Regions from separate parts of the Homo sapiens genome. Here region 2 is linked to region 1. Evidence: read pairs that join two places in POLR2A ChIA-PET (ENCODE). Cell type or tissue: OCI-LY7. All regions are shown on one strand. Each heading gives the region's core, and the rest is flanking DNA. Links, peaks and the distances in the headings are about the cores only.

Region 1 (15,127 bases), core at 3,555-8,554:
CTGCCTCAGCCTCCTGAGTAGCTAGGATTGCAAGCATCTGCCACCATGCCTGGCTAATTTTTGTATTTTTTAGTAGAGACGGGGTTTCACCATATTGGCCAGGCTGGTCTCAAACTCCTGACCTTGGGTGATCTGCCTGCCTCAGCCTCCCAAAGTGCTGGGATTATAGGTGTGAGCCGCCCTGCCCGGCTGACACTTCATTCTTAATCTTCTTTTCACTTCTTCCTTGACTCGTGGCTACTGTGTTAATTTATGAATTAGAAGACTCTAATATATCTAAGACCAGATGTCTGTGATTCTCTAGTTGTTCTTTTTTCCTGATTCTTTTCCTTCTGAATTTGTTTTCTTTTCCATTTTACTTTGTGTATTCATTTATTCAACATATTCATACCAAAGACGCATTTGCCAGGTACTTTTTGTTTGTTACTCAACCGAGTTGTCTTCCACCAGAAAACCGTGTATTCTAAGACTGTAACATAAATGTCTGACAGGATGAGAGAGAAGGTAGAAAATAATAGCTAAAGGAATATTTTAGATGGTGTGTACATTCACAAATCTTCTCCTAAATAAGCACAGATAATTAGTTATCATCTCTTCTGAGCAGTTTCTGATAGGGGCATGCCTGTATTCCTGCAACTGTGGGTGATAAAGCATGAGTCTGATTTATTTTTCTTTTTGGTCTAATGAGACTCATGCTTGAATGTACTTTTAAAACAATTCTGAAAGATAACTGATCTCATATTGTATACTCTATGATACTTTGAGTCTAAGGTAAAACACTTAATTCAACTGGGAAAATTAGAGATTATTTCTATCAAACTTCTTTGAGCTACACATTTATTTGTGATTATTTGATTTTTTTCCCTATTGGACATCAAGCTTTTGGGGCAGGGGCCAAGTCTATTCTTACGGTCTCCATTTCTAGTAGAGTACCTGGCAAATGGGTCTTTGGTATGAATATGTTGAATAAATGAATGCATCATCTGTGGTAAGAGGAAAGGCTAGATTTGGAGCCAGGTAGTGTGGTTCAGATTCCACCTAATAAGTGACAATTGGGCAAGCGGTGACATTCGACAGGTTCCTTCCCTCCTCTGAGCTTCATTTTTCTCATGGGTAATCTGGAAATAAATATTTCTTACAGTTTTTGTAAAGATTAGATGAAAACAACTTGGAAGTGCTTGGCACATAGTTGCTTAGTACATTATTGTTATTAATTCGCAGGTCAAATGTACAGTCTCAAGCTCATGTAGATATGATTATCTCAACAACAACATATATTTTTAAATTTTTAATTAAAAAAAATAGGCATGCAGGTCTCACTTTGTTGCCTGGGTTGGTCTCGAACTCCTGGCCTCAAACTATCTTCCTGTCTTGGCCTCCCAAAATAGTAGGATTATAGGCATGAGCCACTGTGCCTGGCCAACATCTTTTTATTTTTAATAGCCTGTTCAACTAAGACAATGCTAGGGATTGTTTTAGGAATTACACTAATTATTAACCACCAGTATGTTTAATAACTATTTACTGATCCACTTTCTTCTTACTCTCTTTGAGTGTTTATGTTTTTCTTTATACATCTTGGAGTTCTTTTTTTTTTTTTTTTTGAAAAAAAGAAGCTCTACTTCCATAATTTATAATATTGGGTGTGTTCAGCATTAAACATTTCCTGCCACTTTCTCACTTACACACACTAGGTGCATGTGTGTGTGTTAGTTATTGCCTGTTTGTGTTCTCTTCCTTCTATATTCATACCACTGCAGCGAGGAGGAATAAGGCAATTGTCATGTTTTTTTATAACATTTCCCTGAGGGGACAAAGAAACCTTTAGACGTGTTGTAGACATGCTTGCTTGGTCCAAAGTCCCTTTTTTTTTCTGGGGGTGCTTCATTCAGCTTTGTTATACAGTTTGATTTCAATATGCAGAAAGCTAGCACCATCTTGGGTCAGGAGAGCAGCTTAATCTACAGTGACTGCTGCTTTGTAAGTGGGTTTCGGTCATAGTGGTTTTTTTTTTTTTTTTTTTTTTAAAAAGTTTTTTGGCTGAATCTCCATGTGTGTGCAGGCAGCTTTGTTAGGCCGCAGCCCCTAAACTTTGCCACAGGCCATTACAGTAAAGTTCCCTAGGAGCCTGTGGTGGAATGTTGTTTTATGACGTTGCCAGATACACGGTAGGTTACCACATAATGGAGAAGAGAGAGAAGGCAGATAAGAAATTTAGACAACGGAGCAAAGTCACTATAGCACTTTGAAACTGGATCTTTCTCACCTGTTAAATTTTTTTGACCAGTTTTTTTCCTGACATTACTCATACATTATTGTGTGTGGAGGCCATATTTACTGCATCTTACCAGCATGGAAATTCTTATTATTCTTCAGGCAATGCCAAATTTCTAGTTCTGGACCCTGAATTATATTTAGGAGGACCCTGTGGGAGAGCTGCCGGTGTGGCCTGGAGTCTTCTTCAGTAATTAACTCAGTGTGACCCCTTAAAAGAGCACTTTTCTTTCCTCAGGCCTTGATTTCTTCTATTAAGCTAGAAGATTGGATCAATGGCCTCTCAGGAACTTTCCACAGAGAAAATTTAGAATTTTATGATTTTGGATTTTGGACAAGTTCTTGTGTTGGCCTTTGTATTTATTTGTGTGTGAATATGGAAGTGGTAACTTTAAGTTGACTAAATCTCTTTGTTTTTTCATTTGTATTTGTTTTTAGTTTTATTTTTGATTGAATAATGAATTTTGTTCCTGTTAGGCAGTTTAATCAAACCTACGTTTAAGTTAATTTTGCTTGGAGGGCTGGCTTTCTGTCACGGGGACTTCACTAGCTAAGCTTTGCAGCAGAGCCCTTGCTTGCTGTCTGTGGCTAAGCAGTAGTTGAGTTAGAATATTGGAGTCATTTATTTATTAAAAATGTATCTAGTAAGAGCCAGTGAGTTCTGCATTATGGTGACCAAAACCAGTTTTAGTTCTTACCCGCATGTACTTCCAGTCTAGAGGGCAAGACAGCCATTCAAAGAAATAACTACAAAAAATAAATATAAAATCCTGACTGTGATATGGGTGGAAGGAGAGGTAAGTGGTACTTCGGGAACTCATAATAGCAGGATTAGCTTCCATTCTCACTTATTGCCAGTATATAGAGTTTAATAATATTAATGACCCCTAAGCAATAGGTACTATGTCTAGTTCTTTCCATAAATCATCTTTTATTTTTATAGCAACCTTGCATAATAACATTATCAACTTCATATCATAGATGAGGAAACTAAGGAATTAGATTTAATTGTGTCCTCAAAATCACAGAGCAAACAAAACCTGGGTACTGAAACTTATTTTTAAAATTTTATTAGCGACAGGGTCTTGCTCTGTTGCCCAGGCTGGAGTGCAGTGGTGTGATCATAGCTCACTGCAACCTCAAAACTCCTGGGCTCAAGTGATCCTCTTGTGTCAGCCTCCCAACTAGCTGGGACTGCAGGTGCATTTTACCATGCCTGGCTAATTTTTAATTTTTGTTGTTTTTGTTGTTTGGTTGGTTGGTTGGGTTTTTTGTTTGTTTGTTTGTTTGCAGAGACTAGGTCTTGCTATGTTGCCTAGGCTGGTCCTGAACTCCTGGGCACAAGGGACCCACCCACCTTGGCCACCCAAAGTGCTGGGATTACACACATGAGCCAGCCACCATGCCTGGCCTGATACTAAAATTTTAATTCAGGTTCATTTAATTCTGAAGACCATGCTCTTTCCCTGCTTTTGAACATCTAGACTCAGGTGTGGGTGTGACAGTGTCATGGGAGATCCTAATAGGAAGTACAATGATGTTTCTTTTAATGTTTGTTTGTTTATTTGTTTATTTATTTATTGCTGTTTCTTAAGGAGCAGGGCTAACCCACAGAAAGTGTGCCCAGAGTCGGCCAGCACAATGATTTTATTCAGATTTATGGAAATTTTTCTCTAAAAATGAATGGGAATATATGATGGGATAGAATACAACATTCGCATGGCTTTTTAAGATACTATGTTAGATTTTAAAAAGAAATTTCAGACTTGTTCAGGGCAGCTTTGAAGTATGTGTTCATGCTGGGGAAAATTGAGAAACCCAGCATATTGCACTAGTCTTCCTTCTTAATCCTCGCTTTCACTCCTACCTCACAATCCATCTAAAAAAGTGATTCTGATAAATTGCCTTTTGGTTTTCTTAAAATGTAGTGTATTTTGTTCTGGACCCACAGACTTCTTCTGTGGTCATTTTCTAAATGTGTACTAAGTAGCGTTTCTAAGATCTTCATTCTGTTGATGCCATGTCAGTCTTCCTGCTCAACTTAATACCCTGTGGAAAAGATAAGAATGTCTGCTGTGTGATATTTACCATCTGAAGGACAGGGAGAGAGATTTCTCAGTGATCTCATTCATACATGACGCCAGCCACAGAACAAGGGTCTGACTTGAGCCTTTTCTGTCCCAGCACCTTGGGAATGGGCCACAGGCTACACGACTGTTAGGACCCAAGGCTTGGGGAGGGGCTGAATGAGGGGGTCAGCTCTTGCCCTTAGTTGCTTCATGGTGGTGCCTTCTGTTCATGTGTTCTTCCCATATCTCTATCCTCCTCCCTCATCTTCCCTTGTAGAATCAAGTGCCTATCTTAAGCAGTCACCGTGATCACATAGAGATCTTTGGGCGTCTTTGGTGAATGTTCACAGAACATTGCCTTCCTGCCCCTTCCCCTTTCTTCAGGGTGAAGAAGTGGCCGCATCATGTTCTGGGCCAAGCCTCTGGGTTGGGCTGGGATCCTGCATCTAGCAGGCATGCTCTTCTCACAGACCCTCCCTTTGCCTGCCATCGCCACCTCCATCTCCTCTGCAAAGATGCTTCTCCCTTTTTGATATTCATTTACAGGCTCCCTGCTCCTTTCTGTCCATTCCCTGTTTACTTCTTAGAATAAAACGTTTCCATGGTAACAGGTTACTTTTCAAAGGGAACATCTTGTCATTTTATTTAATCCACTGCAGTTGAAGAGGACTGAAATATTAAGTTGTAGTTGCTATGGATACTGCTTTGTTACACTGGGGTTTTTTTGTATCAGATTTCATATACAATGACTTTCTGTTTTTTTAATACTTCAGGAATAAAAACAACAACTTACCATTATTGTTGTAATTTGGCTTCTGGAACTATTTTTTTCATATTCTAAAACAAAGATTTGTAGAATAATGTAGGCTGAACTTAAGTTGTTTTGAAAAACATATTATTTACATTAGCTACACAGAGAAATTCCTTCTTTTGCTGGGGATGATAGTGACACTTCTTAATTCGGTTTTTGTAATATGATTCACAGTATAAAGATGTCTCCAAGATGATGAATCCACAGCAGAAATCCTTAGTAAACATAAGGAAAAAATAAATATGTCACTTGGAGTTAATTTCTTGAATCTCATTGCTAATAAGCTGTGGCCCTCTTTCTTCAGTTACTGGTTCAGCTGTGTACAGTGTAATTTGAGGTTGATCTGTTTGTCCTTTAATCAGCTTTTCTCATGTCTGGTGTTCTTTCTGATTTCCCATCTGCCTGTAGTATATCCCCCCCTTCATTTGACTTTTTTAAAACTTTAAATTTTTTGGATTCACAGGAAGTTGCAAAGATACCACAGAGTGGTCTCATCTTTTGTAACTGTAATACGATACCAAAACCAGGAAACTGGCATTAGTAGATTGTGTGCGTGTAGTTCTGTGCCATTTTATCACATGGATAGCTTTGTGTAACCACCACAACAATGAAGAGACAGAGCTATCCATCACTACAAAGCTCTCCCTTTGTGGTCGCACCCTCCGCCTCCCTCCCTCTCCCCACCATCTCTAACACCTGGCAATCACGAATGTGTCTCCATTTCTGTAATTTTGTCATTTCAAGAGTATTATATACATTGGCCTCTAACTTTGATAGGTTTTTCTCTTTCATCATGACTTTCAAACTTAAAAAAATTCTTTTGATCATTTTGTCTTGCTTGGGTGTTTGAAATAAACATAGAACCAAAATAGGGAAAGGGATATGGATTCTCATCATTCTGTTTGTAATTAATTGTGTGATTTTGGTTCAGTAACTTAATCATTCTGCCATATGGGAGTGTGATTGAGAGCTCTGACTTTGGAGTCAGCTGACCTTGAGTAGGATTCCTGATTTCTCCACTTATTTGCTGTTTAATCTTGGGCAACTGCGTAACGTCTCTTGGCTTCAGTGACCTGACCTGTACACTTACTACAATAGCACCTATCTTACAGGGTCGCCTGTAAGATTAGATAAGAAAATAAATGGAAATTGCTTACCTTGCAATGCCTGGTACATAGTAAATGTTCAATGGATATATTAGTTGCTTTATTAATGTTAAAATTAGTATTGTTATTATTATTACCTATGGAGATACTGCCTCATAGAGTTGTCGTGGAATAATGAAATAATATGTGCCCAGCATAGAAAGCACTTAGTAATTGATAGCTAGTATTATTATTTTGCTTGTGTTTGTTATGTAACTATAATACACCTAGATTTTTTTTTTTTTTTTTTTTTTCCTCTGAGAGAGTCTTGCTCCGTCCCCCAGGCTGGAGTACACTGGCGGGATCTCGGCTCTCTGCAGCCTCCATCTCCTGGGTTTGAGCAATTTTTCTGCCTCAGCATCTTAAGTAGCCGGGATTATAGGTGCCCACTACTGCACCCACTACCACGCTTGGCTAATTTTGTATTTTTAGGGGTGGGGCTTCTCCATATTGGCCAGGCTGTTTTGGAACTCCTGACCTCGGGTAACCTGCCCACCTCAGCCTCCCAAAGTGCTGGGATTACAGGCACGAGCCACCGCACCCGGCCTACACCTAGATTTAAGATAACGTATGTGAAAACTCTTAAGATGAGGATAAAGATAGATGTGTGTGTATGTTGCATTATTCTGGATATTACTTGCATCTTTGGTTTCTTAATTCATACAGTAGTATCCTTTATATGTCTTGGCTAGGATTCATACTGCCTTTGGTCTGGATTTTTCTTCCGAAGTTGATGACCACCCTGGCTTTGACTAGACCTACTTTGTTAATTCAGCAGCATTGTACATCCAAGCAGAAACCTCTTTAGTAGCTATGTTTTGTTGTTGTTGTTGTTGTTGTTTGTTTGTTTTTTGAGACAGTCTTGCTCTGTCACTCAGGCTGGGGTGTAGTAGCATGATCTTGGCTCACTGCAACCGCTGCCTCCCAGACTCAAGCAATTCTCCTGCCTCAGCCTCCTGAGTAGCTGGGACTACAGGCGCCTGCCACCACGCCCGGCTAAGTTTTGTATTTTTAGTAGTGTGGGGTTTCACCATGTTGTCCAGGCTGGTCTTGAACTCCTGACGTCAGGTGACCTGCCTGCCTCAGGTGAGCCACCACGCCCGGCCTGTTTGTTTTTTTAAAGACAGTCTAGCTCTGTTTTGCCCAGGCTGGAGTGCAGTGGTGTGATCATAGCTCACTGCAGCCTCAAACTCCAGAGCTCAAGTGATTCTCCTGGCTCAGCCTCCTGAGTAGGTGGGATTATAGGTGCGTGCCACCGTGACCAGCTAATTAAAAAAACATTTTTTATAAAGCCTGTTGCCCAGGCTGGTCTCAAACTCCTGAGCTCAAGCTGTCCTCTTGCCTCAGCGTCCCAGAGTGCTGGGATTCCAGGTGTGCACCACCACGTGTAGTGCTGTGTTGCTTTGAACACAGGATAGAAAGACACCTGAATTTCTGTGAATAGCAATACTAACATGTCTGTTAATATCAAAACATGAATTAAATGCCTTAATACCTAGAAATGAGATAATACTGTAGAGCACCTAGGACAGATAGTAAGTGCTGAAATGTTAGCTACTGTTGTTATTCATCAAAGAAGAAAGCTGGAGTCTTCTAGATGAATTTTAGCCTCCAGCACTTGCTGAAGTTCAGAATGTGCCATAATCAGTGCTTCTCAGAGCATAGCTTGTGGACCTCATTATTATTATTATTATTTCTCTTTTCTTTTCTTGTCTTGTCTTTTCTTTCTTTTCTTTTCTTTCTTTTTTTTTGAGGCGGAGTTTCATTCTTTTTTTGCCCAGGCTGGAGTGCAATGGTGTGACCTCAGCTCACTGTAACCTCTGCCTCCCGGGTTCAAGCAGTTCTCCTGCCTGAGCCTCCCGAGTAGCTAGGATTCAGGCACACACCACCCGGTATGGCTAATTTTGTGTTTTTAGTAGGGATGGGGTTTCACCATGTTGACTAGGCTGGTTTCGAACTCCTGACCTCAGGTGATCCACCTGCCTCGGCCTCCCAAAATGCTGTGATTACAGGCGTGAGCCACCTCGCCCAGCCTATTAGTATTTTTTAATCCCAAGACTTGGCTTCCCGACTTAAAAGTCTTCTGCCCTATACCAAAAGACAGTGATTGTCTTGAGGAGAAGCCTTGGTTCCGTCGAGACATTTGAGTTAGAAGCGAAGCTAGCCACTTTTTTCATGGAATATCAGTTACTCTTTGAAAGAACAACTGACAGACAAACTGTGGTCATTCAGACGTGGGCATTTGGCAGAAACTTTCTTGAAGATGAATTAAGTGAGCTTGTTATTTCAAGGAAAACACTGATACTATTTGACAAGGCTAAGATTTGAACTTTCAAGTAAAAATTAGAATTTCGAAAAGCTTGTACTCACCACTCTGAGCCTGACAGCTTCTCTACACTGAAAGGCATTTCTTATGAGATAGGTGATATTAATATGATTTTTAAAAAATGCTGTATAAAGAACTGGTTGATATTTGAAAGATCTGCAGAACTGAGTAAACTGACATTCTCTATAAAACCAATGCATGACATTACAAAATCACATCTGAGTAGAAGATCCATTCATTCAAAGGCAAGACAGACCAATGGATTTCAGAGTAGCACAGTCAAAAGACTATTGATAGGCTTTTAGACTCACCTTGTGTACACATCTTTAAGAAATGATTACTTGTTGAGTTTTTGTTTTGTTTTGTTTTGTTTTTGAGACAGAGTTTCGCTCTTGTTGCCCAGGCTGGAGTACAATGGCACGATGTTGGCTCACTGCAACCTCTGCCTCCCAGGTTCAAGCAATTCTGCTGCCTCAGGCTCCTGAGTATCTGGGATTGCAAGCATGCAACACCACACCCGGCTAATTTTTTGTATTTTTAGTCGAGACAGGGTTTCACTATGTTGGCCAGGCTAGTCTCGAACTCTTGACCTCAAGTGATCCTCCCACCTCGGCCCCCCAGAGTGCCGGGAACTTGTTGAGTTTTTGGTGTAGTATCAAAAAGGCTATATTCTTCCCTTTTCTAGTTACATCACTGTGTTAGGCTGTATTATCTTCATATAATTTAACCACAACAATATATTGCAGCAGATTGAATTCAAAAGTAGATAGGAGAATCTAGCTGTCTTTTCTATTAAGTCAAATATTAATGAGATTTGCAAAAACATAAAATAATGCCTCACTTTTTACTAAAGGTTTCTGCTTAAATGCAATTACTTTTTATAAGAATATGTATATTGTTATGTAATGGGCTTATTGCTATTTTTAAATCAATATTTTGAAAGTTTTCAAAAATTTAGATTTCTTGGGATGTTCAGTAATTTTTATTTTTATTTTTTGTAATAAGCTTTATTTCTGTTTTGTCCACGGCTTGGGAGAGGGGTCCAGGGTAGTGGCTGGAGGCGCTGCTTAGGCAGTAGCCCTGAACTTTGAGAGGGGCTCCTAAAAGTTTGCTGGGCTCTGTAGGCTCCTCGTGGTGCTTGAGGGTGAGTCTTTTGGAAGAAACATTTACCCAGCCCAGCCTGGGGAGGTTGGTCTGGTAGTCGCCGATCTTGTTGTTGAGTTTCACCTCCTCATCTAGGAAGTGGCTCTCCGGAAGTCACAGAAGATGGGGGTCTGTGCAGGCAGAACCCAGGGCCTAAAGATCGAGGATCTGGTTCAGGTTCTTCCCCAGAGCCATGGTGGCTTCCATGGAACCCAGGGTTTTTACCCCCACTCATTTTGAGATGGCTTCTCCACATCCTGGAAATGGGTGCCGCTGCCACACACACATCTTCAAGAGACACTCAGTGCCCTGAATCTTCTTGGCCGATTCGTGGAAGAAGTCACTCATGCCTCCCAGAGCTTGCGGGGTTGAGGAGCTAACCACAAAAACAGTGGTGGCTGGTCCCAGAAGCAGGATATGGCCGAGAAGAAGGGTGCTGGAGGTTGCAAATGGAGGGGAGATTGGAGGGCAGTTGGAGGCTGGAACAGATGGAGTCCCAGGATATGTGCTGTTCAGACATTGTTGAAACAAGAGACAGATTCTGGGACCACCAAGACACACTCCAGTAATTATTAAGAGTGTAAAAGGGTACAGAGACCTAAAAGTTTGAGAAATGTTAAGTAAAAGACAAAATGTAGTCATTGCATCAAGATTGCAATTGATGATTAAGAGTGTTTCCTGGCCGGGCGCGGTGGCTCACGCCTGTAATCCCAGCACTTTGGGAGGCCGAGGCGGGTGGATCATGAGGTCAGGAGATCGAGACCATCCTGGCTAACAAGGTGAAACCCCGTCTCTACTAAAAATACAAAAAATTAGCCGGGCGCGGTGGCGGGCGCCTGTAGTCCCAGCTACTCGGGAGGCTGAGGCAGGAGAATGGCGTGAACCCGGGAAGCGGAGCTTGCAGTGAGCCGAGATTGCGCCACTGCAGTCTGCAGTCCGGCCTGGGCGACAGAGCGAGACTCCGTCTCAAAAAAAAAAAAAAAAAAAAAAAAAAAAAAGAGTGTTTCCTACAAGCTGTTGATACTGTCATGTTTAAATATCATTAATGAGTGAGGTGTGAACCACAAAGGTGCATTCAAGAAGGGAGCAGTTCACAGACTCACTTTGCACCTGGCTGCAGCCTCATGGGGGTGCTTTTTCCATGTGCCAGGGAAACATTCTGGGGTGTTGTGGCTGCCTGACCTATCAAGGGTGATGCAGCTGTCTGGGGATACAGGATAAAAAAAAAAAAAAGAAAAAGAAAAAAGAGAGGAGAGCAGTGCGGCAGCAGGGGAGGGATACTTAGTTCAGTAAGGAGGATTCTGATTGCTCGGTGGATCCAGATACAGCTGGATGCTGGCACTTCCCCACCATGTGTACTTCTTGTCTTTCACCTTCAGCTCATATTCTGACAGTTTTTCTGTCAGCTGCATCAAGCTTTGTCTAAGGTGGTGTGTTGCTATCTACCTCTTTATATCTTGGACCTAAAAAGTACTTTTGCCATTTATTCTATATTCTGTAACTCTTGCATATAGTAGGCTAATGCCATTGTCTGCACCTCAGATCCTACCTGCTCAAAAAGAACTTTGTTGTATTTCTTGCTATAGAACCCTGATATTTAAAAGTTACATACAATTTAAAAATACTTTTGTTGCAAAGAGGGATTTTTAAATAAGCTTTTAAGAAGTTTCCTTATTTTATCTTGGTTTTCATGTTATAGCCTACTTATTAGTACTCTTCCCTGTTATAAACTTAAACAATTTTCAAGTCTCTTAAGATGGCCCAATACATTTTTTTGTCTCATTTGTATTATTAGTTTAATAATAATTATCTGCATCCTATTTTTATGGAAATACGTGAGATATAAGTAGTTCTAGTCAACAGGGTATTTGGGAGTTTGTTTCATTACCATGGTACATTGGGTTTTTTTAAGCTAAATATGATGATAAATTGGCTTATTAAAATAAAAATGGGGTTGGGCGGTGAGTGCGGTGGCTCATGTCTGTAATTCCAGCGCTTTGGGAGGCTGAGGTGGGGGTCCCTTTGAGCCCAGGGTTTTGAGAACAGACCGGGCAACATAGCAAGACCTCATCTCCAAAATAAAATAAAAATCAAGCAGGAATGTTTTTTCTGGAATTATCAAGGACTTAACAGTGTAGCCATGATATGGAAATGATATCCAACCACTGGAGAACTCCAGAGTAACAGACCTTCTGGAAGAACCCAAAGGTTGAGCTGCAGGCAGAAGTTACTGAATGGGCTGTGGCTGAAGGTTTCTGAAATGATACATTCTGGCTAGACCTACTTGTAGGCAAGAAAGCATTTGGAAAGTATTTAGAGCTTTTGGCAGCTTGTTTTGCTCACAGCTAGTTAGAAAATAGAAAAGGACAAGTTGGAAGGGAAATAGTGGTAACGCTGACTGCTTGCTTGTTTTTCTTAAAGAAGCGCTTGTGATTAAAATAACTTGTGGCTGATTTGATTCCTTTACATACCTCCTAAAACAGCTTCTTCCATTTCCTGCATAAACCTATGAGAACAATCCATCTTTTAGCTTCGTTTTTCCACATACCATTCTCCTAATGAAGAAATGAAGATGACTTGTATGATGAAGTCAGCCCACATGCAAGCATTTCCCTGTCACCGCCCCTCCCTTTCAGCCTGCCACCTCTGCATGCTTTCATTTCTACTTGGAAAGTCCTCTTTTTTTTTCCTGCTGCTAGGCCTATTATCTCCTTCTGTGTCTTCTCTTGAAGCCGCCTCATTTTGGTACCTCCCCTTCACATTTTTGTACTGTGTCTTTTGAAGTGTCTTATGTTGATGAATACGGGCATCGGCCTGTTCTGGTGTTTTGGTACAGATGCTGCCTCGCCAGCTGGAGGCTTGTAAGATTCTTGATGACTGGGCCACCACATTTCTTCTTCTTCCTCTTCTTCGTCTTCTCCTCCTCCTCCTTGTCTTCCTCCTCCCTTTCTCCCCTTCTTCCTCCTCTTCTTTTTTTCTTCCTTTGTCACATTTACCACCACCTTTGCCCAAGCAAGATTCTTCATGAGAAAATGATTGGATTAAAAGAAGAAAGTACTGGGCCCAGGTGCCCTAAAGGAAACGATAGCTTTCCAAAATGTATTTTTAACAATTTCAAACACAGTGGGTATGGGTATCAGATCCATGAGAGAAAAACAAGAGCATGTGCCTCCTTTTAGGCCATCTTCTTTGACACTGTTTTGTTTGTTGCCTTTTTTATAGACAGGGTCATGCTCTGTTGCCCAGGTTGGAGTGCAGTGGTGCGAACATGGCTCACTGCAGCCTTGACCTCCCAGCTCAAGCGATCCTCTTGAGTAACTGGGTCTACAGGCGTGCGCCACCATGCCCAGCTGATTTTTAATTTTCTTGTAGAGATGGCGTCACTCTGTGTTGCCCAGGCTGGTTTTAAACTTCTGGGCTCAAGCGATCCTCCCGCCTTAGCCTCCCAAAGTGCTAGAATTACAGGTGTGAGCCTCTGTACCTGTCCCTGTTTGTTGCTTTATCCCCAACACCTAGGACAATTCCTGGCTTATAGTAGGTACTTAAATATTTGTTGGATGGACGGACGGACGGACGGATGGATGGATGGATGGATGGATGGATGGATGGATGGCTCAGTATATGTCCTAGGATAAGTTTTCTTATTTGTATTTTATAAGGCTTATGGTAGGGCACCCTGAGATGTTTTGAACGGAAGAAATGTCTGACTGGAATTGTACTACAGGAATGTCCATCTCTCTGAGGCATGAAAGAATGATGGTATAGGGGCCAGGTGTGGTGGCTCGTGCTTGTAATCCCAGTACTTTGGGAAGCCGAGGCAGGCGGATCCCTTGAGGGTCAGGAGTTCGAGACCAGCCTGGCTGAACATGATGAAAACCCAAATTATTAAAATTACAAAATTTACTGAAATTTACTACTAAAATTACAAAAATTAGCCGGGCGTGGTGGTAGGCACCTGAAATCCTAGCTACTCTGGAGGCTGAGGCAGGAGAATCAATTGAACCCAAGAGGCGGAGGTTGCAGTGAGCCGAGATTGTGCCACTGCACTCCAGCCTGGGCGACAGAGTGAGACTCTGTCTCAAAAAAAGAACGATGATGTAGGAAGGTTCTCATGAAAGGAAGCTGCAGTTCTTAGGATTTTCAAAGGAAAAGGTTTTAGAGGTGCATGTGTGGTGGTGGGTGGTGTATGTATACAGAACATTAGAAGTAGTGGGGACGTTAATTCTTCCTCAGTTTTTCCTCATTTATTTGAAGAGAATTACTTTTTTTGAAAAATGTGTGAATGTTTATGTCAAAACTGTATTGCGCTAACTTAATCTGCTCTATTTCTGTTCCAGGAGGCTGAACAGTACCCAGGGGGAGATTCGTGTCGGTCCTAGTCATCAGGTGAAGTTCATTTTCATAGCTTCCTTAATAGGTTTTTGTTTCTTATTACTCTGCTGGCACTTTATTCTGTTGCGCAGCATCTTAGAATGTGGTTATTGCTATCGGGAATTTTTTATAAATACAGAGGTTTTTTTTCCACCCTCCTCAGATCACCACATACATTTACCATCTCCCATTTTTAAGTGCAAAGTTCAGTAGTTAAGTACATTAATATTGTTGTATAGCCATCACCGTCATCTATCTCCAGAACTCTTTCTATCTTGCAAAACTGAAATTCTGTACCCGTAAACAGTAACTCCATTTCTCTTCTGCAGCATTGGCAATCACCATTCTCCTTCCTCTCTCTGTTTTTGACTGTTCTGCCTCATAAAAGTACCTCATGTGAATGGAATCATACAGTATTTGTCTTTTTGTGCCTGATTTATTTCACTCAGCATAATGTCCTCATGGTTCATCCGTGTTAATAGCATGTGTCAGAATTTCTATCCTTTTTAAGGCTAAATGACCCATTGTATGTACGTATCACTGTTTATCTATTCATCCATTGATGAACACTTGATCACATATTTTTATTTAAAACATTTTTAAAGCCAGGCACAATGGCTCATGCCTGTAATCCCAGCACTTTGGAAGGTTGAGGTGGGCAGATCTCTTGAGGTCAGGAGTTCGAGACCAGCCTGGCCAACATGGCAAATCCCATTTCTACTAAAAATACAAAAATTAGCCGGGCGTGGTGGCAGGCGCCTATAATCCCAGCTTCTTGGGAGGCTGTGGCAGGAAAATCACTTGAACCCCGGAGGCGGAGGTTGCAGTGAGCCAAGACTGTGGCCACTGGACTCCAGTCTGGGCAACAGAGCAAGACTCTGTCTCAAAAAAAAAAAAAAAAAAAGATAAAAGATGTTTAAAACCTCTTTTCCCGGCTGGGCGTGGTGGCTCTCGCCTATAATCCCAGTACTTTGGGAGGCTGAGGCAG
Region 2 (15,127 bases), core at 6,252-11,251, 1.8 Mb after region 1:
GAGCATCATGAGGTCAAGAGATCAAGACCATCCTGGCCAACATGGTGAAACCCCATCTCTACTAAAAATACAAAAATTAGCTGGGCGTGTTGACGGGTGCCTGTAGTCCCAGCTACTTGGGAGGCTGAGGCAGGAAAAACGCTTGAACCCGGGAGGCAGAGGTTGCAGTGAGCCGAGATCACGCCACTGCACTCCAGCCTGGCCACAGAGCGAGACTCTATCTCAAAAGAAAAAAAAAAGACACCAGTCGTATTGGATTAGGACCCACCCTAATGATTTCTTTTTTTTTTTTTTTTTTTTTTTGAGACAACATTTCATTCTTGTGGCCCAGGCCGGAGTGCAGTGGTGCGATCTTGGCTCACTGCAACCTCTACCTCCCAGGTTTAAGTGATTCTCCTGCCTCAGCCTCCTGAGTAGCTGGGACTACAGGCATGAGCCACCGTGCCCAACCTAATGATTTCAATTAAATTATTTCAAAGGCCCTATCTCCAAATACAGGCACATTCTGAGGTCCTGGGCATAGGACTTGCCTTCAACATAAGAACTGGGGGACCCAATTCAACCCATAACAGCCCTCAAAAGACTTCCCTCATATTAAATGCAGACCAGATCATTCCTAATATGATCAGTGTAGATCGGGGTTCTCAGCCTCGGCACAGTTGACATCTGTCCAGGCAATTTTTTGTTATGGGAAGCTTTCCAGAGCATGACATAGGGTATTTATTAATAGCAGGATCTCAGGCCTCTACCCGCTAGATGCCAGTAGCACCTCTCCCCTCCCTTGTAAGAACCAAAAATGTCCCCATTTATTCATTTATTGCCAAATGTCCCCTGCAAGGGGAAGAGCGCCCCCAGTGGAGAGCCACTGAATTAAGTGAAATGTAGGCCGACCTTAGAGAAGCATTGCAAGGGGACTGAACACAGATGAAGAGGTTAGAGCGCTCACACATCAGGCAGAGAATCTTCCCTAAAAGCGGCGGATTCTGTGAACCCCCTAAATGTCCAGATTCCTTCATGAATTTCAAGAGTGGTTATTGTGTGCCAAGTATATATCAGGCGCTGATCTGGGCACTGGAGGAAAAAAGAGAACAAGACATTTTATTTTTATTTATTTATTTATTTTGTTGTTGTTTTTTGAGATGGAGTCTCACTCTGTCACCCAGGCTGCAGTGTAGTGGCGTGATCTCGGCTCACTGCAAGCTCTGCCTCCCAGGTTCAAGCGATTCTCCTGCTTCAGCCTCCTGAGTAGCTGGGATTATAGCTGGGATTACAGGCGTCCGCCACCACGCCTGGCTAATTTCGTATTTTTAGTAGAGACGGGGTTTCGCCATGTTGACCAGGCTGGTCTTGAACTCCTGACCTCAGGTGCTCCACCTGCCTCGGCCTCCCAAAGTGCTAGAATTACACGTGTGAGCCACCATGCCTGGCCAAGAACAAGACATTTTAAAACCCCTGCCTTAAATATCATACATTTGAGTGGAGAAGACTGAAAATAAATAAGATAAATAAAATATGTAGAATGCTGGATCATCATATGTGTGAATGTGAAAAAAAAAAAAAACAAGGGAAGCAAGGAGGACAAGAAGTGCTGGGAGGATGAAAAAAAAGTGCTTTTTTTGTGTGTGTTAGATGGAGTCTCGCTCTGTCGCCCAGGCTGGAGTGCAGTGGCATGATCTCGGCTCACTGAAACCTCTGCCTCCCAGGTTCAATCGATTCTGCTGCCTCAGCCTCCCAAGTAGCTGTGATTACAGGCACGCACCACCACACTCAGCTAATTTTTGTATTTTTAGGAGAGATGGGGTTTCGCCATGTTGGCCAGGCTGGTCTCAAACTCCTGAGCTCAAGCAATCTGCCTGCCTTGGCCTCCCAAGGTGCTGAGATTACAGGCATGAGCCACCACGCCCAGCCTGGGATGCTGAGATTTTCCAGGGTGGCCCGGGCAGGGCTCACTGAGATGTGGGGACAGGCTGAGAATGGGGGAGTGGGCATCGAATCATGCAGATTCAGGAAGAGCATTGTAGCTGGAGGGAATAGCCAGGGCAAAGGCCCTGAGGCAGGAGTATCCCTGGGGAGTCTGAGGAACAGGAGGAGGCCTGTGGGGCTGGGGCAGCGTGGACAACAGGGAGAGGGTGGCAGATAGAGTCAGTGAGGGAGGGGCGGGAGACAGATGACGGAGAGCTTTCGGGTCATGGCAGAGACAGGCTGGCACCCTGAGAGTTATGAGGAGCCAGTGGAGCTCCTATGTGTGTGTGGCGGGGGGTGCGGGAGGTGGGGGGTAAATCATCCAACATTTAGCAGGATTCCTCTAACAAGGGGCTGAAGAAGTGCCAGGGCAGAAGTCCAGCTATGTGACTATTACTACATCCAAGAGAGAAACAGGGATCCACAGACTAGCGCGGTGGGTGGCGTGAAGTGCGGGGAGATCCTAGATGGATGTGTTTGACGGCAGTGCCAACGAGATTCGCTGATGTGCCAGACATGGGCTCTGAGAGAGCGGGGAGGTCTTCGGCTTCAGCAAACGGAAGACAGAGCCGCGATTAATTGAGACGAGGAGTCAGCAGAAGCAGCTGGTTTGGAGGGAATATCAGAACGTTTGCTATTTGTTTTCATTGGGGTGCAACAGACATAACATAAAATGTGCTCTTTTAGCCACTGTGAAGGGCACAGTTCTGTGGCCATTACTACCTTCACACTGTTGTGCAGCCATTGCCACCACCCATCTCCAGAACCAGGGCAGGAAGCCCGGGCACTTCGACACTGAGTTCCATAGTGGAGCCGGGTACAAGTTGGCCTAAAGATAGGGTTATAGCCAGCTGGGCGTGATGGCTCACGCCTGTAATCCCAGCACTTTGAGGGGCCGAGGCGGGTAGATCACCTGAGGTCAGGAGTTCGAGACCAGCCTGGCTAACATGGTGAAACCCCCATCTCTACAAAAATACAAATATTAGCCAGGCCTGGTGGCGGGCGCCTGTAGTCCCAGCTACTTGAGAGGCTGAGGCGGGAGAATCAGTTCAACCCAGGAGACAGAGGTTGCAGTGAGCCAAGATCACACCACTGTGCTCCAGCCTGCGTGACAGAGCGAGACTCCATCTAAAAAAATAAAATAAAGATAGGGTTGTCAGATGTCCCTCTTCTCCAGGGACAGACCAGATTCTAGCCATTGCCCTATAATTAATAGCGGCTCTTCTCACTCTGGAAAGTGTTCTAGTCTGGGTGATAACATGGCCACCCCTCTTACTCTGAAGTAAGAACTCCCAGGCAGCATCTCTTGTAAAGTAAAGATGCAGAGCTTCAGGGACTCAGAACCTCCACCTGCGCTCCTCCACTACAGGCACATCTCAGTTACTTGGACCCAGTTCAAGGATGGGTGAAGGCCTGTTTTTGCCAATGACTAAACAACCTTGGAGAAGTCTGTGCACATCGGTCGCTATGTCCTTGGTTCTGGCAGGAAGCAAATGTAAACTCCCAGTCGTGAGGGCAACCACATAGCCTTGGGTCTCCTTTCCTCCTCGACTCACTGGTTCTGACGCACTAAACAAATGATAAGCCTAGATTGCTAGTCTTTGGCTGTGATATCTCCTGCTAGAACTTCCATCTCTCCCACAGCCTACCCTGTGGGACCATCTGCTTCTTTACAGCAAATCTCACCTCACCTGTTGACATTTACATGCACATGCCAAAACTAAGAGAAAGCCTGAAGAATGTGGGACATGAGGAGCTGGGATGTTCCTGGGTCGCTCCACGCTTCATGAGTCAGGCAGGCTGGAATGTGGTTGAAAATCAGGGAGTTATGGATACACATTCCAAAGTCCCCGGTGACATGTTCAGAATGAACGGAACTCCATGACAGGCAAAAACAACAGCCCTTGTTTAATTCTGAAGTTTACATGCACATTGGCACTGTTCTATCCTAACCTTTTGTTTCCATGGAAACCATTTATGATACCACAAAAAGAGGATTCTGACCAAAGTAAGGAAGGAATAGCAGCAATGGAAACTTGCTTTCAAATGAGCTTCAGGTAGAGGGAAGGACAGGGAAAAAAAAAAACAAAGAAACAAAATGTGGAGCCTGATACGGTTTGGATTTGTGGCCCTGCCCGAATCTCATGTCAAATTATAATCCCCAATGTTGGAAGATGGGCCTGGCGGGAGGTGATTGGATCATGGGGGCAAACTTCCCCCTTGCTGTTCTCGTGATAGTGAGTGAGTTCTCGTGAGATCTGGTTGTTTGAAAGTGTGCAGCACCTCCCCCTTCGCTCTCTTTTCCTCCTGCTCCAGTCACGTGGGACGTGTCTGCTTGCCCTCCACCTTCCGCCATGATTGTAAGTTTCCTGAGGCCTCCCAACCATGCTTCCTGTACAGCCTGTGGAACCGTGAGCCAATTTAACCTCTTTTCTTTATAAATGACCCAGTCTCAGGTAGTTCTTTATAGCAATGCAAGAACAGACGAATACAGAGCCATGCCCAGAGCTATTGTTAGGGAGAATGACTCTCTCCGGATGCCCTAGGATGGATGTTTGTGGCCCACTCCTACCAGAGTTGATTCTGACGATCTAGCTGGCTGAGTAACCCTTCCAAAAACTGCTTTACCCTTATGTTTTCTTTTCTCAAGAAAAAAAGTGTTGTTCAACCAAGGGGAAAGCACTCTCTGTTGTAACCCAAGCATGCAGAGGCATGGGGTGGAGGAGCAGACGTCACCTAGAGTATTAGTTTCCTGAGCCTGCTGTAATAAACTTGGTAGCCTAAAACAATAGAAATTTATTTTCTTACCGCTCTGGAGGTCAGAAGTCCAAAATCTGGGTGTCAGTAGATCCACGCTCCCTTTGAAGACTGTAGGACAGACTCCTTCCTTGCTTCTTCTGGTATCGGTGACTTGTTGGCCTGTGGTTGCTTCACTCCAATCTCTGCCTCTGTCTTCTCATGGCCGTCTCCCCTGTGTCTGTGTCTCAAATCTGCCTCTACCTTTTTCTCATAAGGACACCTGTCAGTGGAGCTAGAGTCCATCCTCAATCCAGAATGATATCAAGATCCTTCATTACATCTGCAAAGACCCATTCTCGAAATACGGTCCCTTTCTCATGTTCTGGGGGTTAGGACTTGGACATCACTTTTGGGAGCCACGATTCAACCCACTATACCCATATAACAGGAGACTTTGCCGTGGCAACTATAAAAATTCACATTCCATTTTGGGAGGCTGAGGTGGCAGATCACGAGGTCAGGAGACCTTCCTGGCTAACACGGTGAAACCCTGTCTCTACTAAAAATACAAAAAAAATTAGCCGGGCGTGGTGGCACACGCCTGTAATCCCAGCTACTCAGGAGGCTGAGGCAGGAGAATTGCTTGAACCCAGGAGGCGGAGGTTGCAGTGAGCCAAGATCGTGCCACTGCACTCCAGCCTGGGCGACAGAGCAAGATTCTGTCTCAAAAAAAAAAAAAAAAAAAAAAAAATTCACATTCTGAGCACCAAATGGGAAACCCCGTAGGTCTTGAAGCTTTGGCCAATTTCGGAAAAATTGCATGAGCAGTTCCTACCACTCCAAGACCTGGGCACGGCAGGGAATCTGGGGCGTTGCCATGGTGATTCTAAACCTTGAAACTTTTGTCTTTTCATATTGTTTGCAAGGAACTAGTTACTCAAACCTCATATGAAATGCAGGAATCCAACAGATAGGCTGTTTCTAGAGTAAGCTCATTGCTTGGAGTGAGAACTCCCCTCTGCCTTCATTGAAGAAACAGCACCTGTGACGTTCTTGGGATTCTCCCCAATGACCACCATACTAGGCTTAGCAACAACCTTAAACTTTCAATATAATCAGACATACCTGAGAGTGAGGAGGACAGACGAGGTAGAAGAGAAATGCTCCAACACAGCCCTCCACCACTCCTATTCAGAAGAAATTTTGAAAATGCTTGAAGGAGGCCAGGCACAATGGCTCATGCCTATAAGTCCCAGCATTTATAGAGGCTGAGGCAGGTGGATTACTTGAGCTCAGAAGTTCGAGGTCAGCCTGGACAACATGGTGAGAACCCGTCTCTATAATTAAAAAAAAAAAAGAGGCCGGGCACTGTGGCTCAAGCCTGTAATCCCAGCACTTCGGGAGGCCAAGGCAGGTGGATCACCTGAGGTCAGGAGTTCGAAACCAGCCTGGCCAACATGACAAAACCCCATCTCTATTAAAAATACAAAAATTATCTGGGTGTTGTGGTGTGTGCCTGTAATCCCAGCTACACAGGAGACTGAGGCAGGAGAATTGCTTGAACCCAGGAGGCAGAGGTTGCAGTGAGCCAAGATCGTGCCACTGCACTCCAGCCTGGGCCACAGAGCGAGACTCCGTCTCAAAAAATAAATAAATAAATAATAAAAATAAATTTTAAAAAAGAAAGAAAATGCTTGAGGCTGGGTGTGGTGGCTCACACCTGTAATCCCAGTAACATGGGAGGCCCGAGGTGGGAGAGGATCACTTAAGGCCAGGAGTTCAAGACCAGCTGCAGCAACCTAGTGAGACCTCATCTTTATTTAAAAATTAAAAAATTTAAAAACAAAACTCTTGACTCTACTAAGATACTGTTGGTAACACGGACAGTGAGTGAAAAGCCTCTGTATGAACAGCTTATCATGATTGGCATGACTCTGCCACCCACATCTGTATTTATAAGCAGCTACAGAGGGCCAGGTGGCAGGTGAAAGCTTGTTTCTCCAGGAAACAACAAACTCAGAGAAGCCGTGGCTTTTGTTGAATCTTCCTGGAACTGTCATGCAGGAAAGCCTGGGAAAGGGAAGATTTGGGTAAGTTCATCAGAGTTTCAGTCTGGACAGGATTTTGGCTGCAGATTCTCTTGGTAATTTCCTTTTACATGAGGTAAAAACGTGAGTGACTTTCCTCATGTTAATACATCCATCACCTTCTAGATCCAGCATCCTGCTTCCAGTAGCGTGCTGGGGCCTCCTGTAGCATGCTGGGGCCTGAACACATGGTCTGACTTCGCAGTCATGGCACTGAACCCCTGAGAACCTACCAAAAAGGAGGGTGCAGAGGAAAACCCTCTCCTTGATGGTGTCCCGCATGGCAGAAACAGGCTTTGCTCCTGGAATACTTTCAGGCCCAGGATCATCTTCACAATGAAAAACCAAGACTAGGCCCGGGCGTGGTGGCCCATGCCTGTAATCCCAGCAATTTGGGTGGCCAAGGCAGGCGGATGGCTTGAGCCTAGGAGTTTGAGACCAGCCTGGCCAACATAGCAAGACCTTGTCTCCACACAAAATGCAAAAATTAGCCAGGCGTGGAGGCATGTGCCTGTAGTCCCAGCTACTCAGGAGGCTGAGATGGGAGGATTGCTTGAGCCCAGGAGGTGGAGGCTACAGTGAGCCAAGATCACACCATTGCACTCCAGCCTGACAGAGTGACAGAGACACTGTCTCAAAATAAAAAAATACAAAAAGATAAACCAGGACTGGGAAAACAGAACTAAGGTGGTATGCCCACTTATTGTGAGCCTTCTGGAAGGAGGTCGTGCACTTTTGAAAAGAACCAGAGAGGCCAGGCGTGGTGGCTCATGCCTGTAATCCCAGCACTTTGGGAGGCTGAGGCGGACAGATCACCTGAGGTCAGGAGTTCAAGACCAGCCTGGCTAACATGGTGAAACCCTGTTTCTACTTTAAAAAAAAAAATACAAAAAACATAGCCAGGGCCGGGCACGGTGGCTCACGCCTGTAATCCCAGTACTTTGGGAGGCTGAAGCAGGTGGATCACAAGGTCAGGAGTTCAAGACCAGCCTGGCCAACATAGTGAAACCCCGTCTCTACTGAAAATACATAAAATTAGCCAGGCGTGGTGGCGGGCACCTGTGATCCCAGCTACTCGAGAGGCTGAGGCAGAAGAATCGCTTGAACCCGGGAGGCAGAGGTTGCAGCGAGCCAAGATCACGCCATTGCACTCCAGCCCGGATGACAGTGTGAGACTCTGTCTCAAAAAAAAATTAGCCAGACGCGGTGGTGCACGCCTGTAATCCCAGCGACTAGGGAGGCTGAGGCTGGAGAATTGCTTGAACCCGGGAGGCGGAGGTTGCAGTGAGCCAAGATTGCGCCATTGCACTCTAGCTTGGGCAACAAAAGCAAAATTCTGTCTCAAAAAAAAAAAAAAAAAAAAATGAAAAGAAAAAGAGAAAAGAACCAGAGAATCAAACACATTGTCCACAAAACAGCCCTGCTTCTGCACAAGCAGGTGATGGGGGCGCCATTTTCCTGAAACATCCCCCTTCCTATTCTAAACCTTCAAGTGCAGTCTCTTTGTACGCTTCTGTTCATTGGGACCACAAGTCTGCCCTCTGCTGGTTAAGGGACATGCAAGCATTATTACAACTGGGAAGGGGACCAGTGCTGTGGCCCCTTAACCGACATTTTTCCCAGAGGGGCAGTGATGTAGGCAGTAATGTACTTACCTCCTAACTCATAGAGACTTTATCTTAAGAGTCAGAGCTGTTGAGTGGCCGATAAAACATTCTCTACCTTCATGGGTCACAGATAACATCTACACGCCGCATATCCCAGGGAATTCTAAAATCAAGCTGGTGTTATCACACCTATGGCTAAAAGTCCTCTGAAACATCATCATATAAGTTAATCTCAAAGAGAAAACATAAATAAACCAAGGAAACATAAAAACAGTCATTGAAAGATACAAACCTGAGTCTGAATCCTGGTCTTTCTATTTACTAGCTCCGTGAGCTGGAACGAGTACTCAACCTCTTTTTTTTTTTTTTTTTTTTTTTTTTTTGAGACACGGTCTGAACTCTGCTTCCTAGGCTGGAGTGCAGTGGGGCGATCTCAGCTTACTGCAACCTCCGCCTCCTGAGCTCAAGGGATCCTCCCATCTCAGCCTCCCAAGTAGCTGAGACTACACACAAGCACCACCACGCCTGGCTAAGTTTGTATTTTTTGTAGAGACGGGGTTTTGCCATGTTTCCCAGACTTGTCTCAAACTCCTGGGCTTGAGCGATCTGTCCATCTCAGCCTCCGAAAGTGCTGGGATTACAGGCATAAGCCACTTCGCACTGTTATTCAACTTCTCTAAACCCCAGTTTCCTCAACTGTAAAATGAGGCTGTCTATAATTACATCAGATAATTGTTGAAAAGATTAAATGAGATCATTAATCAGGTAGCACAGTGCAGTATCTGGCACATTGTAAGCATTCTTTAAATCAGGGGTGTCCCGTCTTTTGGCTTCCCTGGGCCACATTGTTAGGATTGTCTTGGGCCACACATAAAATATACTAAACACTAACAATAGCTGATGTGCTTCAGCAAAAAAAAAAAAAAGGCCAGGCACCGTAATTTACAGCTGTAATCCCAGCACTTTGGGAGGCCGAGGCAGGCAGATTACCTGAGGTCAGGAGTTCAAGACCAGCCTGGCCAAGATGGTGAAACCCCATCTCTACTAAAAATACAAAAATTAGCCGGGCGTGGTGGCACATGCCTGTAGTCCCAGCTATTCAGGAGGCTAAGGCAGGAGCATCACTTGAACCCAGGAGGCAGAGATTGCAGTGAGCCAAGATCATGCCACTGCACTCCAGCCTGGGCAACAGAGTGAGATTCCGTCAAAAAAAAAGCAAAGACATCTCATAATGTTTTAAGAAAGTTTACAAATTTGTGTTGGACCACATTCAAAATCGTCCTGGGCTGCATGCAACCCACGGGCCACGGGTTGGACAAGCTTGCTTTAAATGTTAGCTTAAATATTTTTCTCTTTCAATTCATTTTATTCTAGAAGCTAGAAATCTTTGCTCACAGTGGCGCAGTAGGAAAAGCCAGTGTTGGAGAAGAGAAGTGTGTATTGAGACCGACAGCTTCATCACCTGTGGTCCTCAACCAGGGGCAATTTTGTGTGCCCAGGGGGTTTTGGCAATGTCTGGAGACATTTTTTGGCTGCCACACCCGGGGACTGGTGCTGCTAGAATCTGATGAGTAGAAGCCAGGCATGCTGCTAAATAGCCTTCAATGCATAGATCAGTTCCTACAACAAGGACTTATCCAGCCCAAAATGTCAATAGTGCTGAGATTGGGAACCCTCTCCCGGCCTCACGAGAAGCGTCTTCAGCTTTAACACTGAAGACCTGAGTCCTTGGCCAGCCACTGTATACAATCAAAGCTGTGCTTCTCTAAAGTTGAAAACTCATTTAGTAATGCCAGCTGTGAGCACTGTGAACAGGTATGGCACTAAGCAATGGTGACTCTGCTGAGTTCCAGAACTTTCTATCTCTTACTAACCAGTAGCATTTCTGCTTACAGCTTGGCTTTCCAGATGACAATAAAAATAGAAGCAAAGTATCTGGATTAAAAAGCCACCCAAAGTCAAGGGGTCAAGGCTCCATATATATATATATTTTTTAATCATAATACACATAAAACTTACCATCTTAACCATTTTTAAGTGTACAGTTCAGTAACACTAAGTACATTCACATTGTTGTGAAATCAATATCCAGAACTCTCATCTTGCAAAACTGAAACCCTATACCCATTAGACAAGAACACCTCCATTTTCCACCCCAAGGACTCTCAATATTTTCATAAGATAAAATACTCACAGAAAAACAAATTGAAACAAAACAAAACACAAACCGACCAACAAAAACCCAGAAGGTTTTTTGTTTGTTTGTTTTTTTTTTTTTGAGACAGAGTCTTGTTTTGTCACCCAGGCTGGAGTGCAATGGTGCCACCACAGCCCACTGTAGCCTCAACCTCCAGGACTCAAGCGATCGTCTCACCTCAGCCTCCCAAGTAGCTGGGACTACAGGCATGTGCCACCACACCCGGCTAATTTTTAAACATTTTTTGTAGAGATGGGGTCTCACTATGTTACTCAGGCTGGTCTCAAATTCCTGGGCTCAAGCTTCCTGAGTAGCTGGGATTACAGGTGCCCGCCACCATGGCCGGCTAATTTTCATATTTTTAGTAGAGGCGAGGTTTCACTATGTTGGCCAGGCTGGTCTCGAACTCCTGACCTCATGTATTCCGCCCACCTCGGCCTCCCAAAGTGCTGGGATTACAGGCGTGAGCCACCACGCCCAGCCACAAAATATTTTTTAAAATTATCTGGGCATGGTAGTGCACGCCTGTAGTCCCAGCTACTTGAGAGGCTGAGGTGGGAGGATTGCTTGAGCCCAGGATTTGGAGGCTGCAGTTAGCTATGATCATGCCACTGCACTCCAGCCTGGGTGACAGAGCAAGACCCAGTCACTAAAAATAAAAATTAAAAAATAAATAAATAAAAGGGGCCCTGGAGAGGTACCTCAGCCCTTCTGCCATATGAGGAAACAGAAGACAGACGTAAACCAAAAAGCCAGCCCTCACCAGACACCACATCTGCCAGCGCCATGGTCTTGGAGTTGTCCAGCCTCCAGAACTGTGAGGAATAAATGTCTGTTGTTGAAGCCACCCAATCTATAGTCTTTGGTTATGGCAGCCCAAACGGACTAAGACACGAAGCTTACCAAATGGCAGAGCCATGTGCTTCCCGAGATCAGCGATGCTGAGGAGAAGGCTGATCTACCCCAGTTCAGGAAGAGGGACTTAGGGCTTTCCTTGGCAATGTTCTGCTCCTGGGGGGTCCTTGGTACTCAAATCTGAACTCTGTTCCTCTGCCTATCAGTGAATGAAAACATCTCCTGGCTTCTCCACTTCCATCATTTTTTTGTTTCCAGCTCTTTCTCTCCTCCCCGTTTTAGCATACAGTAGTCCCCTCTTATTCACAGGGGATATGTTCCAAGATCCCCAGCGGATGCCTGAAGCCTCAGATAGTACCCATCCCTATGTATATTGTTTTTTCCTACAGACTACATGCCTATGATAAAGTTTAATTTATATATTAGGCACAGTAAGCAATTAACAATAAGTAATAATAAATAGGACAATTATAACAATGTGCCAGCATCACTACTCTTGCAAGTTGGGGCCAATGTTAAGTACTACAAGGGTTTCTTGAACACAAACACGGTGATACCATGACAGTAGCTCTGACAACCAAGATGGCTAAGTGACTAACCAGCAGGTAGAGCCTGGATGCGCTGGACAAAGGGAGGATTCACGTTGCAGACGGGATCAAGCTTACAGCGAGAGATCTCATCACGCTGCCCAGAATGGTGCACAGCTTAAAACTCATGGATTATCCCCTCTCCCTCTCCCCACGGTCTCCCTCTCCCTCTCCCTCTCCCCACGGTCTCCCTCTCCCTCTCTTTCCACGGTCTCCCTCTGATGCTGAGCCGAAGCTGGATGGTACTGCTGCCATCTCGGCTCACTGCAACCTCCCTGCCTGATTCTCCTGCCTCAGCTTGCGGAGTGCCTGTGATTGCAGGCACGCGCCGCCACGCCTGACTGGTTTTCGTATTTTTTTGGTGGTGACGGGGATTCGCTGTGTTGGCCGGGCTGGTCTCCAGCTCCTAACCGCGAGTGATCCGCCAGCCTCGGCCTCCCGAGGTGCCAGGATTGCAGACGGAGTCTCGTTCACTCAATGCTCAATGGTGCCCAGGCTGGAGTGCAGTGGCGTGATCTCGGCCCGCTACAACCTCCACCTCCCAGCAGCCTGCCTTGGCCTCCCAAAGTGCCGAGATTGCAGCCTCTGCCCGGCCCCCACCCCGTCTGGGAAGTGAGGAGCGTCTCCGCCTGGCCGCCCATTGTCTGGGATGTGAGGAGCCCCTCTGCCTGGCTGCCCAGTCTGGAAAGTGAGGAGCGTCTCTGCCCGGCGGCCATCCCATCTAGGAAGTGAGGAGCGCCTCTTCCCGGCCGCCATCACATCTGGGAAGTGAGGAGCGTCTCTGCCCGGCCGCCCATCGTCTGAGATGTGGGGAGCACCTCTGCCCTGCCGCCCCGTCCGGGATGTGAGGAGCATCTCTGCCCGGATGCCCCGTCTGAGAAGTGAGGAGTCCCTCCGCCCGGCAGCCGCCCCGTCTGAGAAGTGAGGAGCGTCTCCGCCTGGCAGCCACCTCGTCCAGGAGGGAGGTGGGGGGGGTCAGCCCCCCGCCCGGCCAGCCGCCCCGTCCGGCAGGTGAGGGGCGCCTCTGCCCGGCCGCCCCTACTGGGAACTGAGGAGCCCCTCTGCCCGGCCAGCCGCTCCGTCCGGGAGGGAGGTGAGGGGGTCAGCCCCCCACCCGGCCAGCCGCCCCGTCCGGGAGGGAGGTGGGGGGGTCAGCCCCTCGCCCGGCCAACCGCCCTGTCTGGGAGGGAGGGAGGTGGGGGGGTCAGCCCCCCGCCCGGCCAGCTGCCCTGTCCGGGAGGTGAGGGGCGCCTCTGCCCGGCCGCCCCTACTGGGAAGTGAGGAGCCCCTCTGCCCGGCCAGCCACCCCGTCCAGGAGGGAGGTGGGGGGGGTCAGCCCCCGTCCGGCCAGCCGCCCCGTCGGGAGGTGAGGGGCGCCTCTGCCCGGCCGCGCCTACTGGGAAGTGAGGAGCCCTCTGCCCGGCCACCACCCCGTCTGGGAGGTGTACCCAACAGCTCATTGAGAACAGGCCATGATGACAATGGCGGTTTTGTAGAATAGAAAGAGGGGAAAGGTGGGGAAAAGATTGAGAAATCGGATGGTTGCCGTGTCTGTGTAGAAAGAGGTAGACGTGGGAGACTTTTCATTTTGTTCTGTACTGAGAAAAATTCTTCTGCCTTGGGATCCTGTTGATCGGTGACCTTACCCCCAACCCTGTGCTCTCTGAAACATGTGCTGTATCCACTCAGGGTTGAATGGATTAAGGGTGGTGCAAGATGTGCTTTGTTAAACAGATGCTTGAAGGCAGCATGCTCCTTAAGAGTCATCACCACTCCCTAATCTCAAGTACCCAGGGACACAAACACTGCGGAAGGCCGCAGGGTCCTCTGCCTAGGAAAACCAGAGACCTTTGTTCACTTGTTTATCTGCTGACCTTCCCTCCACTATTGTCCTGTGACCCTGCCAAATCCCCTTCTGCGAGAAACACCCAAGAATGATCAATAAAAAAAAAATAATAATAATAATAATAAAATTAAATTAAATTAAAAAAAAAAACTCATGGATTATTTCGGCCGGGCGCGGTGGCTCACGCCTGTAATCCCAGCACTTTGGGAGGCCGAGGTGGGCGGATCACAAGGTCAGGAGATTGCGACCATCCTGGCTAACATGGTGAAACCCCGTCTCTACTAAAAATACAAAAAATTAGCCAGGCATGGTGGCAGGCATCTGTAGTCCCAGCTACTCAGGAGGCTGAGGCAGGAGAATGGTGTGAACCCGGGAGGCGGAGCTTGCAGTGAGCTGAGATCGTGCCACTACACTCCAGCCTGGGCGACACAGCAAGACTCCGTCTCAAAACAAAACAAAACAAAAGACTCATGGATTATTTCTAGAATTTCACATTTAATATATATTTCTTTTCTTTTCTTTAAGACGAGGTCTCACTCCATTGCCCAGGCTGGAGGGCAGTGGTACCATCAGAGCTCACTGCAGCCTCCATCTCCTGGGCATAAGCCATCCTCCCACCTAAGCCCCCCAAGCAGCTGAGATGACAAGCGCATGCCACCACACCCGGCTAATTTTCGTATTTTTTGCAGAGACGAGGTTTTGCCATGTTACCCAGGCCACTCTTGAACTCTTGGACTCAAGGGATCCACTTACCTCAACCTTCCAAAGTGCTGGAATTACAGGCATGAGCCACCATGCTTGGCTCATTTAATGTTTTCAAACTGCAGTTGATCATGGGTAACCGAAACCTGAGAGGGTGAAACTGTGGATGAGGGGGAACTATGTACATTAAATACATTCCTTCAGGTACATGCGCGAAGAACTGATTGTATGCTAGGCACACAATGCTGCTGGAAATAGAAATATTTCAACCACTTTTCTCAAGGTGTTTACAGACTAATGAGAAATTAAATTTAGTTTTTTGTTTGTTTTTGTTTTTGTTTTTTTGAGACAAGTTCTCACTTTGTCTCTGGCTGGAGTACAGTGGCACAATCTCAGCTCACTGCAGCCTCTGCCTCCCAGGTTCAAGGAATTCTCCTGCCTCAGCCTCCCAAGTAGCTGGGATTACAGGCGCCCGCCAACATGCCTGGGTAATTTTTGTATTTTTAGTAGAGATGGGGTTTCGCCATGTTGGCCAGGCTGGTCAC

What was found. Peaks named below come from ENCODE experiments on the same cell type or tissue, not always from the same donor. Only the 100,000 strongest peaks of a DNase experiment are listed, where the experiment ranks them.
Region 2: POLR2A ChIA-PET joins it to region 1 with 6 read pairs; 1 of 35 experiments calls an interaction of 5 or more read pairs at or near these places.

What each region holds. Positions count from the first base shown.
Region 1 is chr1:8,507,654-8,522,780 of GRCh38, reverse strand. RERE (arginine-glutamic acid dipeptide repeats) reads left to right here. Exons shown (of 23, transcript NM_001042681.2): 8 at 14,106-14,154. LOC124900452 (small nucleolar RNA SNORA77) reads left to right here and starts at 10,862; the gene lies at 10,862-10,986. RefSeq lists an enhancer at 12,814-13,314. In OCI-LY7, for the core only: no CTCF peak of the experiment used is centred there; DNase peaks (open chromatin) are centred at 4,724, 5,750 and 7,653; H3K4me3 peaks cover 3,440 bases; H3K27ac peaks cover 4,958 bases.
Region 2 is chr1:6,713,377-6,728,503 of GRCh38, reverse strand. It overlaps LINC01672 (long intergenic non-protein coding RNA 1672), which reads right to left and starts at 3,759. Exons shown (of 2, transcript NR_104620.1): 1 at 3,654-3,759. RefSeq lists an enhancer at 13,394-14,215. In OCI-LY7, for the core only: a CTCF peak has its summit at 8,338 (motif pointing left); a DNase peak (open chromatin) is centred at 8,313.